2 separate regions of the Homo sapiens genome follow, and region 2 is linked to region 1. Evidence: chromatin loops called from intact Hi-C (ENCODE). Cell type or tissue: gastrocnemius medialis. All regions are shown on one strand. Links, peaks and the distances in the headings refer to the core of each region. The heading gives the core; the rest is flanking DNA.

Region 1 (8,340 bases), core at 81-8,080:
TAGACCTTTTATGTCATGTTAACAATTTGGTGTTGACTAAGATGTTCTTAAAAGAACCTAAAAGCAAATCACAGCCAATGCCCTGAGTTATGTTCTAGGCCCAGGGAAAAGGCAGGAGGCAGGCAGTAGGGAACTCCTACTGTCTCGGTTCATCTCCTTCCTCATTTATGGGCTGCTTCACTCATTAGCATTGATCGCAAGGAAATGTAGTCATAAGGGTGTTAAAAACATCACTTTAAAATAAAAAATGGCAATGGGTTGCAAAGAAATTTAGTGGCGTGCTCGAGCTTTTCAAAATACACACTGGGTTTTGGTTAGGTTTTAAAAAATAAGTATTTTTTTTTTAGAGATAATACTGAAATGTTTACGAGTGAAATGATATTATTCTAGAATTTGCTTCAAAAAAAAAGGCAGAGTGGGGGATAGAGATACAGATAAAATAGGATTGGCCATGAGCTGGTCATTGTCAAAGCTGAGTGCTAGATACCTGGCAGTTATAATACAGTCCACTTTTGAATATGTTTGAAATTTACCAAAATAGCCAGGCGCAGTAGCTCAAGCCTGTAATTCCAGCACTTTGGGAGGCTGAGGCGAGTGGATCACCTGAGGTCTGGAGTTTGAGACCACCCTGGCCAACATGGTGAAACCCTGTCTCTATTAAAAATACAACAATTAGCTGGGCGTGTTGGTGGGCGCCTGTAGTCCCAGCTACTTGGGAGGCTGAGGCAGGGGAATCACTTGAACCTGGAAGGTGGAGGCAGTGAGCCGAAGTCTCGCCACTGCACTCCAGCTTGGGCGACAAGAGCGAGACTCCAGCTCAAAAAAAAAATAAATAAAAGAAAAAATAAAACGAAATTTACCAATATATAAAGATGTTCTTAAATAGTAACAGAATCACAGAAAATTCTGTTTTAATAGTTAAAAGAGTGGCATAGCGAATAAGAGGGGTGAATTTGTTGTTTTTTTTTTTTTTTTTATGTGGAAGTAATGGATTCTTTTTTTCCTCTGGTCCAAGACCACAATTTTGGGTTTTTGTTTTGTTTTGTTTTTTGGTTTTTGGTTTTTTTTCTAGACAGAGTTTCGCTCTTGTTGCCCAGGCTGGAGTGCAATGTCGCGATCTCGGCTCACGGCAACCTCCACCTCCCAGGTTCAAGCGATGCTCCTATCTCAGCCTCCCGAGTAGCTGGGATTACAGAAGTGCGCCACCATGCCCGGCTAATTTTGTATTTTTAGTAGAAACAGGGTTTCGCCATGTTGGCCAGGCTGGTCTCGAATTCCTGACCTCAGGTGATCCACCCGCCCCAGCCTCCCAAAGTGCTGGGATTACAGGCATGAGCCACCACGCCCGGCCCACAATTTTAATAGCACTCTGATCACCTCCCTTTTAACCAAAGGAAACTCCAAGATAGTAACTTTAATTCAACCAGCTGCTTGAAGACTAAGGGGGTAATAAAGAAACAAAGGAACGTTCTTCATCTGCAACTCCTCCCCTAGAATGCTATCAGTACAGGGTCTTATTTCCCTTTTAATCCAGGGGCTCTCCATTCATTTTGTTTTTTCCTTTCTTTTTTTTTTTAAAGACAGAGTCTCACTTTGTCACCCAGGCTGGAGTGCAGTGGCACGACCTTGGCTCACAGCAACCTCTGCCTCCTGGGTACAAGCGATTTTCATGCCCCAGCCTCCCAAGTAGCTGAGATTACAGGCATGTGCCACCATGCCCAGCTAATTTTTGTATTTTTAGTAGAGATGAGGTTTTACCGTGTTGGCCAGGCTGGTCACAAACTCTCGGCCTCAGGTGATCTGCCCGCCTTGGCCTCCCAACATGCTGGGATTACAGGCGTGAGCCACTGCACCTGACCTCCCTCCATTTCTTTTTGCCTCTCCCTTTCCTCTCCTCCTGCAACTTCATGCAATTATTTTGTTGAAGAAATGCAGGCCATGTGTCCTGTAGTTTTTTCCACTGGATTCTGCTGCTCTTATCCCTTGTTATTGACTCACACATCCCTCTGTTGGTTAGAAATTGATCAGATTCAACTTGATCAGATTGTTTGGCAAGACTACTTTGCAGGTGGCCTCACTTACTTTTAATTTATGCTAAATTGCTTAATTTTATGCAACCTAGCAAGCTAACTTAAACTCTTAATGAAAAAAGGAAAAATGAATAAATATAAATAATCCCTCAGCAAATTAACATTTTCATCTCTGTCAATTTGATGGGTACAAGGGTACAAGGGGTGTCTCATTGTTTTGAATCACATTTTAAAAATATTTAATGAAGCTGAGTATACATATATTTTTTTTTTTCTTTTTTCTTGAGATGGAGTTTCACTCTGTCCCCCAGGCTGGACTGCAATGGCACGATCTCAGCTCATTGCAACCTCTGTCTCCCGGGTTCAAGAAATTCTCCTTTCTCAGCCTCCCAAGTAGCTGGGACTATAGACGTACACCACCATGCCCAGCTTATTTTTGTATTTTTAGTAGAGACGGGGTTTCGCCATGCTGGCCAGGCTGATCTCAAACTCCTGACCTCAGGTGATCTGCCTGCCTCAGCCTCCCAAAGTGCTGGGATTACAGGCGTGAGACACCACGCCCAGCTGCAGCTGAGTATTTTTTATATATCCACTGTCATCTGTATTCATTTTTCTGTGAACTCCCTGTTCAAGTCATCTGCTCGTTTTTATAACAGGTTATTATTATTGTTTTCTTTGTAAAAGAAGGCATTGCCCCTTTTGTAGTTAGTGTTGCAACACACACACACACACACACAAACACATACACTGTTTTTTTTCCTTTTTGGTTATATAAAATTTTAAATTTTTACATTCTTTTATGTTCTCTGCATTTTCATAAGGTAAAAACATTCTTTCCGCTTCCCCAATGGCTAGATAGTTCTTCCAATATCACCTATTAATCTGTCTACTTGTTTCCAAATGAATTGTACACAACTTTTTAATATTTAAGCCTCTTATTCTTTTGTATAAGTTCATTGGCTGACATGTCCAAAACATATATGAAATATTCATGTAGACATCTTCATTTGATCCTCACTTTAAGAGAATTCTTTCTTGCTTTTCACAATTAAAAAAAAATGATGCTGGCTTTGGATTCAGCTGAATAGACCAACTGAATGATTTTTCTCATGTTGAGGAGGTATATCACTCTTTTCATTTTACTGAGTGGGCTAGGCTGAGGATGGTTCCCAAGTTCATGCCCATATCCTAATCCATGCAACCTATGAATGTTATCATGATAATTTTTTGCAGATGTGATTAAATTAAGGCTTTTGAGATGAGAAGATGAGCCTAAATTATCCAGGTGGGACTTAAATGCAATCAGAAGTGTCCTTACACAGAGGGGCAGAGGGAGAGTAGACACACCCAGAGAGGAGAAGGAGAGGCGAAGGCTGAGTCAGAGACTTTGGTGATGCAGCTGCAATGTAAGGAATGCCAAAGGCCAGCAGCCACCACAGGCATGGATCCTCTCCCAGAGCCTCTGGAGGGAGCCTGACATGCCAATACCTTCACTGTAGACTTCTGGCCTCCAGATGTCAGAGAAAAAATTTCTGGTGTTTTAACGGGACAGAATACAGAGCCCAGAAATAAGGCTGCACACCTACAACCATCTGATCTTCGACAAAGTGGACAAAAACAAACACTGGGGAAAGGACTCCCTATCCAATAAAAGGTGCCGGAATAACTAGCTAGCTATATGCAGAAGGTTGAAACTGGATCCCTTCCTTATACCATATACGAAAACCAACTCCAGAGGGATTAAAGATTTAAATGTAAAACCCAAAACTATAAAAACCCTGGAAGACAACCTAGGCACTACCACTCAGCCATAGGAATGGGCAAAGATTTCATAATGAAGATGCCAAAAGCAACTGCAATAAAAGCAAAAATTGACAAACAGGATCTAATTAAACTAAAGAGCATCTGCACAGCTAAAGAAATTATGAATAAACAGACAACCTACAGAACGGGAAAAAATTTTTGCAAACTATGCATCTGACAGAGGTCTCATATCCAGCATCTATAAGGAACTTAAACACATTTACAAGAAAAAAGCAAACAGCCCCATTAAAAAGTGGGCAAAGGACACAAACAGACACTTTTCAAAAGAAGATATACATGTGGCTAACAAGCATGTGAAAAAAAGCTCATCACTGATCATTAAAACCACAGTGAAATAACATCTCAGACCAGTCCGAATCAAATCAAAACCACGGTGAAATAACATCTCAGACCAGTCTGAATCAAATCAAAACCACGGTGAAATAACATCTCAGACCAGTCTGAAAGTCTATTATTCAAAAGTGAATAATAATAATAATAATAATAATAACAGATGCCAGCGAGGTTGCAGAGAAAAAGGAATGCTTATACATTGTTGGTGGGAGTGTAACTCAGTTCAACTATTGTGGAAAGCAGTGTGGCTATTCCTCAAAGAGCTAAAAACAGAACTACCATTTGACCCAGCAATGCCATTACTGGGTCTATATCCAGAGGAATAGAAATCATTCTACCATAAAGACACATACACATATATGTTCACTGCAGCACTATTCACAATAGCAGAGACGTGGAATCAATCCAAATGCCCATCAATGATAGACTGGATAAGAAAATGTGGGCCGGGCACAGTGGCTCACACCTGTAATCCCAGCACTTTGGGAAGCCAAGGCGGGCAGAATAGTTGAGGTCAGGAGTTCAAGACCAGCCTGGCCAACATGGTGAAACCACGTCTCTACTAAAAATACAAAAATTAGCCGGGCGTGGTGGCACGTGCCTGTAATCCCAGCTACTCAGGAGGCTGAGGCAGGAGAATTGCTTGAACCCTGGAGACAGAGGTTGCAGTGAGCCAAGATGGTGCCATTGCACTCCAGCCTGGGCGATAGAGTGAGACTCCGTCAAAAAAAAGAAGGAAGGAGGGAAGGAAGAAAGGAAGGAAGGAAGGAAGGAAGGAAAAAAGACAATGTGGTACATATACACCACGAAGTACTATGCAGCCATAAAAAAAGAACGAGATCACATCCTTTGCAGGAATATGGGTGGAGCTGGAGGATATTATCTTTAGCAAACTAATACAGAAAGAGAAAACCAGATTATCTCATGTTCTCACTTATATAAATGAGAACTAAATGATGAGAACACACGGACACATGAGGGAACAACACACACTGGGGCCTATCAGAGGGTGGAAGGAGGGGGAGGGAGAGGATCAGGAAAAATAACTAATGGGTACTAGGCTTAATACTTGGGTAATGAAATAATCTGTACAACAAATCCCCATGACACAAGTCTACCTATATAACAAACCTGCACATGTACCCCTGAACGTAAAACAAAACTTAAAAAAAAAAAATTCAGGGGTTTTAAACCACCAAGTTTGTGGTAATTTGTTACAGCAGCTACAGAAAATTATTAAATAATATGCTGTTATCAGAAATGGACAATGAATTTTGTCAAATTTTCTTCCAACATTTATTGAAATAATGCAGCATCCTTCCTGCCACACCCACACTGCCACACTCTCTAACAAATGTATTTCTTGCTTTTCCCATGCTCTTCTCTTCCTTTCCCTACCCCACTTTCACTCTCTTGCCTTCTTAACTCCTGTAGCATTTGGCCTTCAGAAGCATCTTGTGATCCTGCATTGCTAGTGGCGACAGAAACAAAGAACTGGCTAATCCCTGGACTCAAGAAACATCTACAGAGTCTCCATTTGACAATATAAGAAGGCAAAACAACCAAAGTTGAGAAATTAACTGCAAACTATAAAGAATGGATATTAGCAGAGGAGTCCCCTCCTGCTCTTCAGTGGAGCAAGGAAGGAGGAGAGGCTGACCCCCTTCCAGGTCTTTCTAACTCAACGCCATCTTGGAGGAAAAAGCATAAGGAAGAAATGCAGCTCTTTCCCCAGGCCTGAAATTCCTCATGAATTCTGAAACTCTTCATGTTCCCTACCAACAAGAAACAAGAGGGTAAAGAAACCGCGGCCAAAATAATAGAAAATATATGGCAAGATTCTTTACCCTGTAACTCAAATCCTGCAACCTGGAAAACCTCAGTTTAATCCTTTGCCCCATGGCTGTTTCTGCAATGTCTAGTTACCTTTCTTTCCAGAGAAGCTGGACGTTTGTGAGAGTCATGTTTTGCAAACCATAGCCTAGCAAAAGAACACAGTAGCCTTTGCCTTTTGTTCGGCTACATACTTTCCTGGCTTAGCGCATTTCCCACTGGTGACACTTCTGGCTAAGGGTTCGTGATGCCCAATTAAAAAGCAAAGACAAAGAAATTGCTTCAAGAAAATCAAAAAATTTAAATCTGAGATTTTCTAAAAAGAGAACGCTAATCTACAAAAACTAACAACTTATTTTCAAAGTACTGTAGTTTGGTTCATGCAAGTGTACTCATTTCAATATTAACTAGTTCAGATCCTCACGTAACCCTTAAAGTGAAAATTCCACAGTCCTATAGAAAGATTTAAACTCTAACTTTTTAACTCCTGAAGAAATAATCATTACCGTAATTAACAACTATTGCTTCAGGCAATGCCATAACTCAGGGTGTCAAAAGAAGTGGAGTTCTGTAGTCTTAGGTAATAAGTCTGGAAATTGTTCCAGGCAGTCACCTTGAAATATCTAAATCAGTTAATTGCGAAGACTGAGCACAAGAAAAAGTATATAAATTCTCTATTGTACCAGAACAATGTTCCACCTATGTGATCACAGAAATGTGGGTGAAACGTATTAGAGTAAATATGTTCCATGTAGTCTCATATACACTGTAACCTATGCAATGTTCCCAAACTTATTTTATTTTTCCTTTTTTCCTTTTTTTTTTTTTTTTTTTGAGACAGAGTTTCACTCTTGTTGCCCAGGCCGGAGTGCAATGGCGCAATCTCAGCTCACTGCAACCTCCATCTCCCAGGTTCAAGTGATTCTCCTGCCTCAGCCTCCTGAGTAGCTGGGATTACAGGCATGCACCACCATACCTGGCTAATTTTGTATTTTTACTAGAGACGGGGTTTCACCATATTGGTCAGGCTGGTCTCGAACTCCTGACCTCAGGTGATCCACCCACCTCAGCCTCCCAAAGTGCTGGGATTACAGGCATGAGCCACCACACTCAGCCTTATTTTATTTCTATAACTGCAGTTTTTATTTTAGATTCAGGAGGTACATGTGCAGGTTTGTTACATGGGTATATTTTATGATGCTGAGGTTTGGACTGATCTCATCACCCAGGTAGTGAATACAGTATCCAACAGTTAGTTATGCAACCCTTTCTCCCCTCCCTCCTTCAAGCTTCTACTAGTCTCCAGGGTCTATTGTTGCCATCTTTATGTCCACGAGTACCGAAGTGGACATAAGTGTTTAGCTCCCACTTCTAAGTGAGAGCATGCAGTACTCGCTTTTCTGTTCCTGCACTGACTTGCTTGCCTCCATGTTCCTGCAAAGAACATGCTTTTGTTCTTTTTTATAGCTGAATAGTATTTCACGGTGTATATGTACCACATTTTCTTTATCCAGTCTATTACTGATGGGCATTTAGGTTGAGTCCATGTCTTTACTACTGTGAATAGTGCTGCAAGGAACATATGTGGGCATGTGTCTTTTTGGTAGAACAATTTTTTTCTTTTGGATATATACCCAGCAATGGGATTGCTAGGTCAAATGGTAGCTCTGTTTTAAGTTCTTGGGGACATTCTCAAACTGCTCTCCAGAGTGGCTGAACTAATTTACGTTCCCACTAATAATGTATAAGCATTTCTTCTTCTCTACAGCCTCACCAGCATCTCATTTTTTGACTTTTTAATAATAACCATTCTCACTGTCTCATTGTGGTATTGATTTGCATTTCTCTGATGATTAGTGATGTGGAGCATTTTTTTGTATGTCTTCTTTTGAGAAGTGTCTGTTCATGTCTTTTGCCCACTTTTTAATGAGGTTATTTGTTTTTTGCTTGTTGAATTAAGTTTCTTATAGATTTTAGATATTAAACCTTTGTTGGATGCATTGTTTGAGAATATTTCCTCCCATTCTGTAGGTTGTCTGTTTACTCTAGTGTTAGTTTCTTTTGCTATACAGAAGCTCTTTAATTCCCAAACTGATTTTAATGGCTAATCAAAAATATGAGGAGGTAATTTGTAATATTTCCTGCATACAGTAATTTCATAAGATTTTCTTTAAGTTGTAGGTTTTTATTGGATTGATTTTAAGTAAATATTATTGATGGAAATTCTCACAAGTCTTCATTATTGGGAAGCAGAATTAAAGACTGAAGGAAGTACCCACTCATATCTATACAAAGTCAGATGATTTTAAAGTCTCCAACA
Region 2 (8,340 bases), core at 65-8,064, 65 kb after region 1:
ATTGCCTACTGCCCAGGTTTTGAGAAGGATTAGACCTAATTAGCAAAGTGCTTATCACAAAGACTCGCACACAGTAAGCACTCAATAATCACTTTTATAGACTAGATTCTCATAAATAAAAATGCTGGATCAAAGGGTACGAAAATTGTCCAGGTTCTTGATACGGGCCAAATGCTTTCCCAAAGACTGAGTGAGTCGCTCTACATCCCCCTGATACATTGTTAGAATAGAGTAGCAGTATAACCCTTCCTCTAGCACTTGCGTTTCTTCTATCCAGCTTTGCCTTGAATGTAGAAGTCCAGAGCTCAGGGTTGCTTGTTCACATTAGACTGCGTGCTCCCTCTAACCTGACAGAGAAAACCAGTAGCTGGTTTCTGTCTTAAACGAAGTGGCTTGACAGTCCAGCTGATTCACTGCTTCCTGTTTTCCTCTGACTCCATTGGTCCCACTTAGAGAGCTGTGTACAGGTACTCAGCATGGAAGATAAGTCCGGGCTTGTTTGAAACAAGCCCCAAACTAGTTTCTGTTGCTCTTTTTCTGTGTGTCCTTCTACACCCTACCTACTCAGGCTTCTTATGAGTGCATCTTCACATAATAGCTAGATGAACAAAGATTGCTGCTGAAGCTGAAAGAATCAGAGATGTATAATCATTTCTTTCAGGCAGAACTAATATGGAATAAAAGCTCACATGATTGCCTGGATTCTGCAGCATAGTTTCTTGAATCTCTTCAATCTCTGATTCCTGGTTTCCAATTGGCTTCTCTATTTTATTCTTTCTTTTTTTTTCTCTTTTTGACAGAGTCTTGCTCTTTCACCCAGGCTGGAGTGCAGTGGCACGATCTTGGCTCACTGCAACCTCCACCTCCCAGGTTCAAGCGATTCTCATGCCTCAGCCTCCCGAGTAGCTGAGATTACAGGCATGTGCCACCACGCCTGGCTAATTTACTTTTTTAATATGTTTGTAGTAGAGACGGGGTTCCACCATGGTGGACAGGCTGGTCTCGAACTCCTGACCTCAAGTGACTCACCCACCTCAGCCTCCCAAAGTGCTGGGATTACAGGCATGAGCCACTGTGCCCGGCCTATTTTATTATTTCTTTCTTCCCCTTCCACATTGACTCATCTAATTCTTGACTTTCTGCTGAGCCTCTGCTGCTCACCTGTTCTTTTGTTATTCGGATCACCTGTCCCACGACTATCCCTCTACCTAGCTCCAAGGGATGCCCAGGCCCCACACCCCAGCTTCACCTTCCTGTGACTTTCTCTGGGTTGCCCACCTGGCCCCCACACTTGAAGCCTGCTGCCATCAACACCCCAGCAGGATAATCTGATGGATGATGGACATCAGCTCTCAGCTGGAAAAGTTCCTTTCCACTGACCTGACCCCCAACCACCTCACACAACATGCCTAACAATTTCTTTCCTTAGTGCCCTTTCTTACTGAAACAGCTTCTGATATTTTACTCATAATTTTATACTAAAGGTACCCAGATCACATAAAGAAAATAAAGCTGCATATTAGCTCTAGGAAATATACACATAGTTGAAAAGACCTTTGTTAATAATCAATATTGCAAGAGCTTGGTAACACATGAATACTTTTTTTTTTAAGACTTACAGGCCTTATCTAAAAATCAGCTTTGCCATGGCTTGGTTCTTACTCTCTCTCTCTCACTCTCCTTTTAGAGGCAAGGTCTTACCCTGTTGCCCAGGCTGGAGTGCAGTGGAATGATCACTGCAAACTTGAACTCCTGGGCCCAAGTGATCCTCCCACCTTAGCCTCCCAAGCATCTAGGGCTATAGGCATGCACCACCATGCCCGGCTAATTTTTTTTTTTTTTTTTCACTTTTTGTAGAGACAGAGTCTCACTATGTTGCCCAGGCTGGTCTCAAAACTCCTAGCCTCAAGTGATCCTTCTGTCTCAGCCTCCAGCCTGACTGGGGTTTACAGGCATGAGCCACCAGCCCAGCCCACTCTCTCCCTCTGAAACTTTGTCCCAGTAGGACTAGGACCATTTGTTACAATGGGAAGGATGATCCTTTCTCCCAACCACCAAGTCCTGTCCCTGTATCTGTACATCAAAGCTGCCTGTGACAACCACAGGGAGTGTTGTGTAGGTCTCATTACCACTAAACACAAATTCAGTTTTGGGAATCAATACAACAACGTGTGTGTGTGTGTGTGTGTGTGTGTGTTCTCTAATTTAACACACCCCAGTTTAGAACCATCCAGTCTGTCATTAACAATTAAAAAAAAAAAAAACAAAAACAAAAACAGAAGAAAGGGCAGGTAGTCTGTCCGTTCAAGGACCAGATGGGAAGTCTCTTGTTTTACTTCCTTATTCTCCTGAGAACCACACTGCAAGTTCTGCTATACCAACTTAAGGTCCTTCCTCTACCAACAGACTCCTGATCTTCCCAGGCTGAGTTATGCACCCACCTTCTTTGGTATCCTACTCGTATCTTATACCAGAACTTACGTGCATTTCACACAGAGTATCATTAGTTTGCTGACCATGTTTGCCTGCCATGTTATGGGTTGAACTATGTCCTCCTAAAATTAATATACTGAAGTCCTAACCCTCAGCTAACCCTCAGCATCTCTGAATGGGATCTTACTTGATGACAGATGATGTCATACTGGAGTAGGGCGGGCCCTAACTTTAATATGACTGGCTTCCTTATAAAAAGGGGAAATTTGGATACAGACACAGACAGGCAGAATGCCATGTGAACATGAAGGCAAAGTCTGGGCTATGAGTATACAGGGGAAGAAATGCAGAGATTGCCAGCAAACACCAGAAGCCAGGGAAGAAGCACAAAACAGATTTTTCCTTATGGCCTTCAGAAGGAGCCAGCCCTGCCGCCAACTTGATCTTGGACCTCTGGCCTCCAGAACTGCGAGACAATTAATTTCCGTGGTTTAAGCCACCCAATTTGTGGTACTTTGTTACAGTAGCTCTAGCAAACATAGACATCCCACTAGAATATGAGCTTCTTGAGGGTAGTAAGAGGATTCTGTTCATTTTTGTATCAGTCTAGCACAGAGTGAGGTACAGATAATTTATTTGGTTGTTCTATAATGCTTGTTAAATGCAATCCAGAGACAGCTAGTCCTCTACCTGCCATGTCTTGCTCAACACTGACTAGCTATCCTGTCCTTAGATAGGGTTACATCAAAAAGAAAGAATGAAACTCGGGATGGAAAACAATTATTCCAGACTGAATATATCAAAATTTCTCAATCCCATTCTTAAACCAATTTCAGAATTAAATCTGCATTGTTTTCCTCTACTTTCCTTACAAAAATAGAGGCTCATTCAGGAACAAAGTCCCAAGCAAGAAGACTTTGCAGGCCACTTGAATGAGATGATATGGCTGACAGGTCTTCTACCTGGCTGGGTCATATGTTATCTTTAACCACACAGCAAAGTGAGGCCAAAACTGCCCTGTGGCTTACATGAATCTGAGGAGGGGTGACTCAATTCACCTCCTTCACACTGTACTGACTCTGTTTAAATGGAGTTATTGAGGGAAAGAAGGTGATTAAATGCTAGGTTCACAGAGAAACAGCCCACTGTGAGCCCCAGAGCTATACGTCACTCTGTTTTTGAAACCAAAATAATAAAAGAAAAAATGTATTTAATCTATTAATTGTATTAAATATTTTATCTTTTATCCTGTATTTTTATCTTCCTTTTTATTTTTATATGTTTATCTTTTTATCTCTTAGAACTGTATTTTTCTGAAATTAAAAATAGAAAATAAATTATGAACTCCCTTGCTAATATCCAGTATCATGCTTGAGAAAGTCAATTTGGTAATACGAAGAACTTTCCAGAACACTATTTTACTTGAGGTAAATAAAATGAGAATTCAAAAGTACATTGAACAGGTTTCCTTCTCTTACACTGATTTCAGATGATTCGAGAAAAACAAAAAGAAATGGAAAAGGCAGGTTGGCATGTTAGCAGGTTATAAAAAATGAAAATTACAGCCGTGGCCAAGCTCTGGAAAATATTCCCTGACCCAGCTAGACGTTGATTATTGAACCAACAGCTTGCTTATATAATTACAGTGTGTCTATAAACCTGGTTGATATGATATACTTGTTTAACTATTAACCTCTAGATTTCCTGGAGTTTCCACAATCCAAAAAACACCTAAAAGTATGAGATATGATATATTCCATTTATTCACCTATTGCAATCACAAGCAATAGCTACAGTATTAATCTTGGTAAGAAAAAGGAAGTTCTTAGAAAACACAAGTAAGGTCTCTTAAGCTTCAGATACTTTGCTGGGGCATTTTCTTTTCTTTTTTTTTTTTTAAATCCTTCTAAAGAATTGCTCTATTTTATTGTTCTATTGTGCCACTGGATACTAGAAGTCAAGAGTCCTTCCCGTACCTATGTTGGATCTAATTTCCTCATTGATTCTAAAAATCACATTGATACCTCCACACCTGTCAACACTTTCCTGATCTCTCTCTTATTCATAGGACTTTCCCACTCAATAGTACCTCTTTTAAGCTAATCTAGGATTCCAGTTTAGATTCTACACATTTTTATGCTTTTCTTACCTCCTCCTAGACAATAACCTCCTTAAGGGCTGGAAGGAAAGGAAGAGTGAAGCAAATGTATGTTTATAGAGAGAGTACTATAGCAAAGTACCTCAAATATAAAGTGCACTCATAAATATTTGTTGAATAAATGAATGCCAAGCACTGGCCAAAGCATGTTACATATATGACCTTGCTTAATCTTCATAAAGACCTCGTGAATGAGTGTCAGTCTTTTTATTTAGAAGGTGAAGAAACCGAAGCTAGAGGTTAAGTAGATTTTCCAAGGCCACATGGCTAATCACTGGAAGAGTAAAGTCAAATGCATTTCTGCCTATTTCTACCCAGCATGATGTCTTAAACATAACAATAGATCAAAAATGTATTATTTGAGCCGGGAACAGTGGCACTGGCTGTAATCCCAGCTACACAGGAGGATGTTTGAGCCCAAGAGTTGAGGCCAGACTGGGCCACATAGAAGACCCTGAATGAAAAAAGCAAACAAACAAACAAAAACCTTTGTTGAATTGATCTAAACAAACTCCTTATCCAAGTCCTCTTTTTAGGTATATGCAGAGTTTGTGATTTTTTTTTTTCAAATGGCAAAGGTGTTTCGGGTACAGGAAGGGGTAAATAAACTGTGAAGACTGCCTCGCAAGGTTTACAAATATCACAAAAAGGTTATCTCTACATTTACTTCAAACTAATTTCCATACTCTGAACTATTCTGTTCCCACTGATTCTTCAGATTCTAGCCCTACGCTTACAGCTATCTCCTCTCATCCCATTTGAAATTGGAGGAGGGAGAATAAAGGAAGGGAATAAATAACTTGTCACTCAACAACCAGACCATCTATTTCCGCAGCTTCGACATGGGATCATGAAAAACAACTGAGGCATAGGTATAGCTGTTCTGCTTTGGCTGGAGAGAAAGCCGAGAAAGAATTCATTGGTTTAGGCCGGGTGCGGTGGCTCATGCTTGTAAGCCCAGAACTTTGGGAGGCCGAGGCGGGCGAATCATGAGGTCAGGAGTTCAACACCAGCCTGGCCAACACAGTGAAGCCCCATCTCTACTAAAAATACAAAAAGTAGCTGGGTGTGGTGGTGGGCGCCTGTAATCCCAGCTACTTGGGAGGCTGAGGCAGGAGAATCACTTGAACCCGGGAGGCGGAGGTTGCAGTGAGCTGAGATAGCACCACTGTACTCCAGCCTGGGTGACAGAGCTATACGCCATCTCAGAAAAAAACAAAAAAAAAAAGAATTCATTGCTTTAAAAGGAAATTCATTTCCATCCCCATCTACCTCCTCTGCCACAAAAACAGGCAATTCCAGTTTCCTCCACTCTGTCCAGTACAAGAGGAAAACACTGGAGATGTGGGTTCATTCATCATTTCAAGGAAATTGTTACATTTACATAGAAACAACCAGGAAGAAAAAAAGTCACTAAGCCAAAAAGGGGCTGCAAAATCCCCACACTTAGGTATGCTGCCACACTGGCCACGTTCTTGTTAGTTTTAATACAATTTAACTTAGATGTGTAAGGAAACACACAAGGTTTGAGTCGGCTTAGTTTCTGTGTGATACAACCTACAGAACAGCAAATGGAAGCAATATTTGTTACCTACATTTTAACATAACATTCCTGTATATCCAGACCAGTAACTATCAGTGGGCCAATTGTAATCAGCCTCCTTCAACCAATGGGCAGTTTCTATTTGGAACTCAACCTTAAGAGTCAAAATGAGTCAGACTCTGTACTCTGTGATCAAAAGACATATAAAGGGACATGTCAAAAAGAACCTATAAATAGCTAGACACAGGTCAGCCCTTCTTAATTACCATACTTGGCCCTGGTATGCCCAAATCTATCCAAATTCCTACAGAATACACTCGTTTTTCATTCTTCGACCATGTCTTTGGTGTAATGGATTTCATACCTTTATTTTGGAGTGACGTCTCAAGTGGAGTCGCCAGGAGCTCAGATTCTGAGGTCAGACAGACCTTGGCTAAAACCTCTGCTCTGCCACTATCGGTTTGGTAACTGAGGCAAGTTCTTAACCTCTCCGGCCTCAGTTTGCTGATCTACAAAATGGGATATCACCTCACTGATCCATAGTGAGAGTAAATGATAGAATTCACATTCATCACTAAGCACAGTATCTGGAGCACAGAAAGAATCACAGCAGTGATACCATCTGGGATGGTAGAAATTAGCACTTCTTTGTACGTGACTTAAATTTACATCATTCTGGATGTGGTGAACAAATCTGGGCTCATTCTACCAAAGCTCCTCTGTCTACATGTAGCTTTCACCTCCCTTCATTTTCAGACCCTCTATCAAAACCTTCTCTCCTAAATATACCCAATATCCACGATGTAAGCGACTCTGTGAGCACAAAGAATATTCGTCCTCAAAAGAAAATTGCCCACCCGGGGTTAGGGGGTTAATGTAAGAAAACAGCTCTAAACTTTGCAGGAGATGATAACTGGAAACCTCTCTGGTCCCATGCAGGGAGGCTTTCACGTTGACACAAAAGAAATGATGGAACCTCTGAGCTGGGTCATGATGATAACCAACAAGCCAGGCAATGGTGGTAGCAGGAGAGTTATTTTTGATTTCTTACGTCGGTGCAAAAGTAATTGTGGTTTTTGCCATGAAAAGTGATGATAAAAAACAATATTACTTTTGCACCAACCTAATACTTTCTAAAGAAATGTGGGATCAATAAGGGGAGGATGAAGAGTCTCAGGGAAGAATTAATAAGCAGCTTCTCATCGAAGGGAAGAAAAAAAGGAAAGAAATATAAAGCAAACAGGAAGAACACAACTAAGGGGAAAAGACCCCAGGACGGGCAAAAGGAGACGGGTAACTTAGTTCAGAGGAAATGAGCAATGACCTACAATTCTTATAACTAGGAGAGACACCACTCAGACGTTTCCTGTGGGCTGGGCCCAAGAGGTCTCTGGCTGAGCAGCAGAGCAGTAGTTATCCAGGTTAACAACTTCCAATTAAAGCCAGAGAGGAATGTTTCTGGGAGCTCTGTCATGAAGAGACCCCAGTATTCGATGGAATAAAGTCATAAAGGAAAGGGTCAACAAACATTTTCTGCAAGGGACCAGATAGCAAATATTTTTGGCTTTGTGGGACATAGGGGCTCTGGCGCAACTACTCAACTCGACAGCTGTCGAGCAAAGAGCAGCCATGGAAAACATATAAATGAATGACCATAGCTGTGTTCCAATAAAACTTTGTTTGTCGATGCTGAATTTGAATTTCGTATCATTTTCATGTGTCATGAAACATTGATTTTGATTTTTTTTCAATCATTTAAAAATGGGAAAACCATCTTCGCTCACGGGCTATACTTAAAAACAGCTGAGGCTTGGCCGGGCACGATGGCTCACGCCTGTAATCCCAGCACTTTGGGAGGCCGAGGAGGACGGATCACAAGGTCAAGAGATCGAGATCATCCTGGCCAACATGGTGAAACCCCGTCTCTACTAAAAATACAAAAAATTAGCTGGGCGTGGTGGTGCACACCTGTAATCCCAGCTACTCGGGAGGCTGAGGCAGGAGGATCGCTTGAACCCAGGAGGTGGCGATTGCAGTGAGCCAAGATCGCGCCATTGCACTCCCAGTTGGGCAACAAGAGCGCAACTCCATCTCAAACAAACAAACAAACAAACAAACAAAAACAACAGCTGAAGCTAGATTTGGCCCAGGAGCTGCAGTTTGCTGCACAGGCCCACCAGTCAGACATCCATCCTGCCTCTGCCAC

The links. Hi-C counts contacts between places; a loop is a spot of excess contacts. Peaks named below come from ENCODE experiments on the same cell type or tissue, not always from the same donor. Only the 100,000 strongest peaks of a DNase experiment are listed, where the experiment ranks them.
Region 2: a loop joins it to region 1, with 2.5 times the contacts of the local background. A loop is called at or near these places in 19 of 110 quality-filtered maps.

The regions. Positions count from the first base shown.
Region 1 is chr17:69,487,735-69,496,074 of GRCh38, reverse strand. All of the region lies in intron 1 of MAP2K6 (mitogen-activated protein kinase kinase 6), which reads right to left. Among named protein-coding and RNA genes, the nearest start is that of MAP2K6-AS1, 6.4 kb to the right of the region's middle. In gastrocnemius medialis, for the core only: no CTCF peak of the experiment used is centred there; a DNase peak (open chromatin) is centred at 3,414; H3K27ac peaks cover 2,926 bases.
Region 2 is chr17:69,422,789-69,431,128 of GRCh38, reverse strand. All of the region lies in intron 1 of MAP2K6 (mitogen-activated protein kinase kinase 6), which reads right to left. Among named protein-coding and RNA genes, the nearest start is that of MAP2K6, 12 kb to the right of the region's middle. RefSeq lists enhancers at 440-619, 710-1,526 and a silencer at 4,827-5,121. In gastrocnemius medialis, for the core only: no CTCF peak of the experiment used is centred there; DNase peaks (open chromatin) are centred at 2,668 and 3,438; H3K4me3 peaks cover 720 bases; H3K27ac peaks cover 7,478 bases.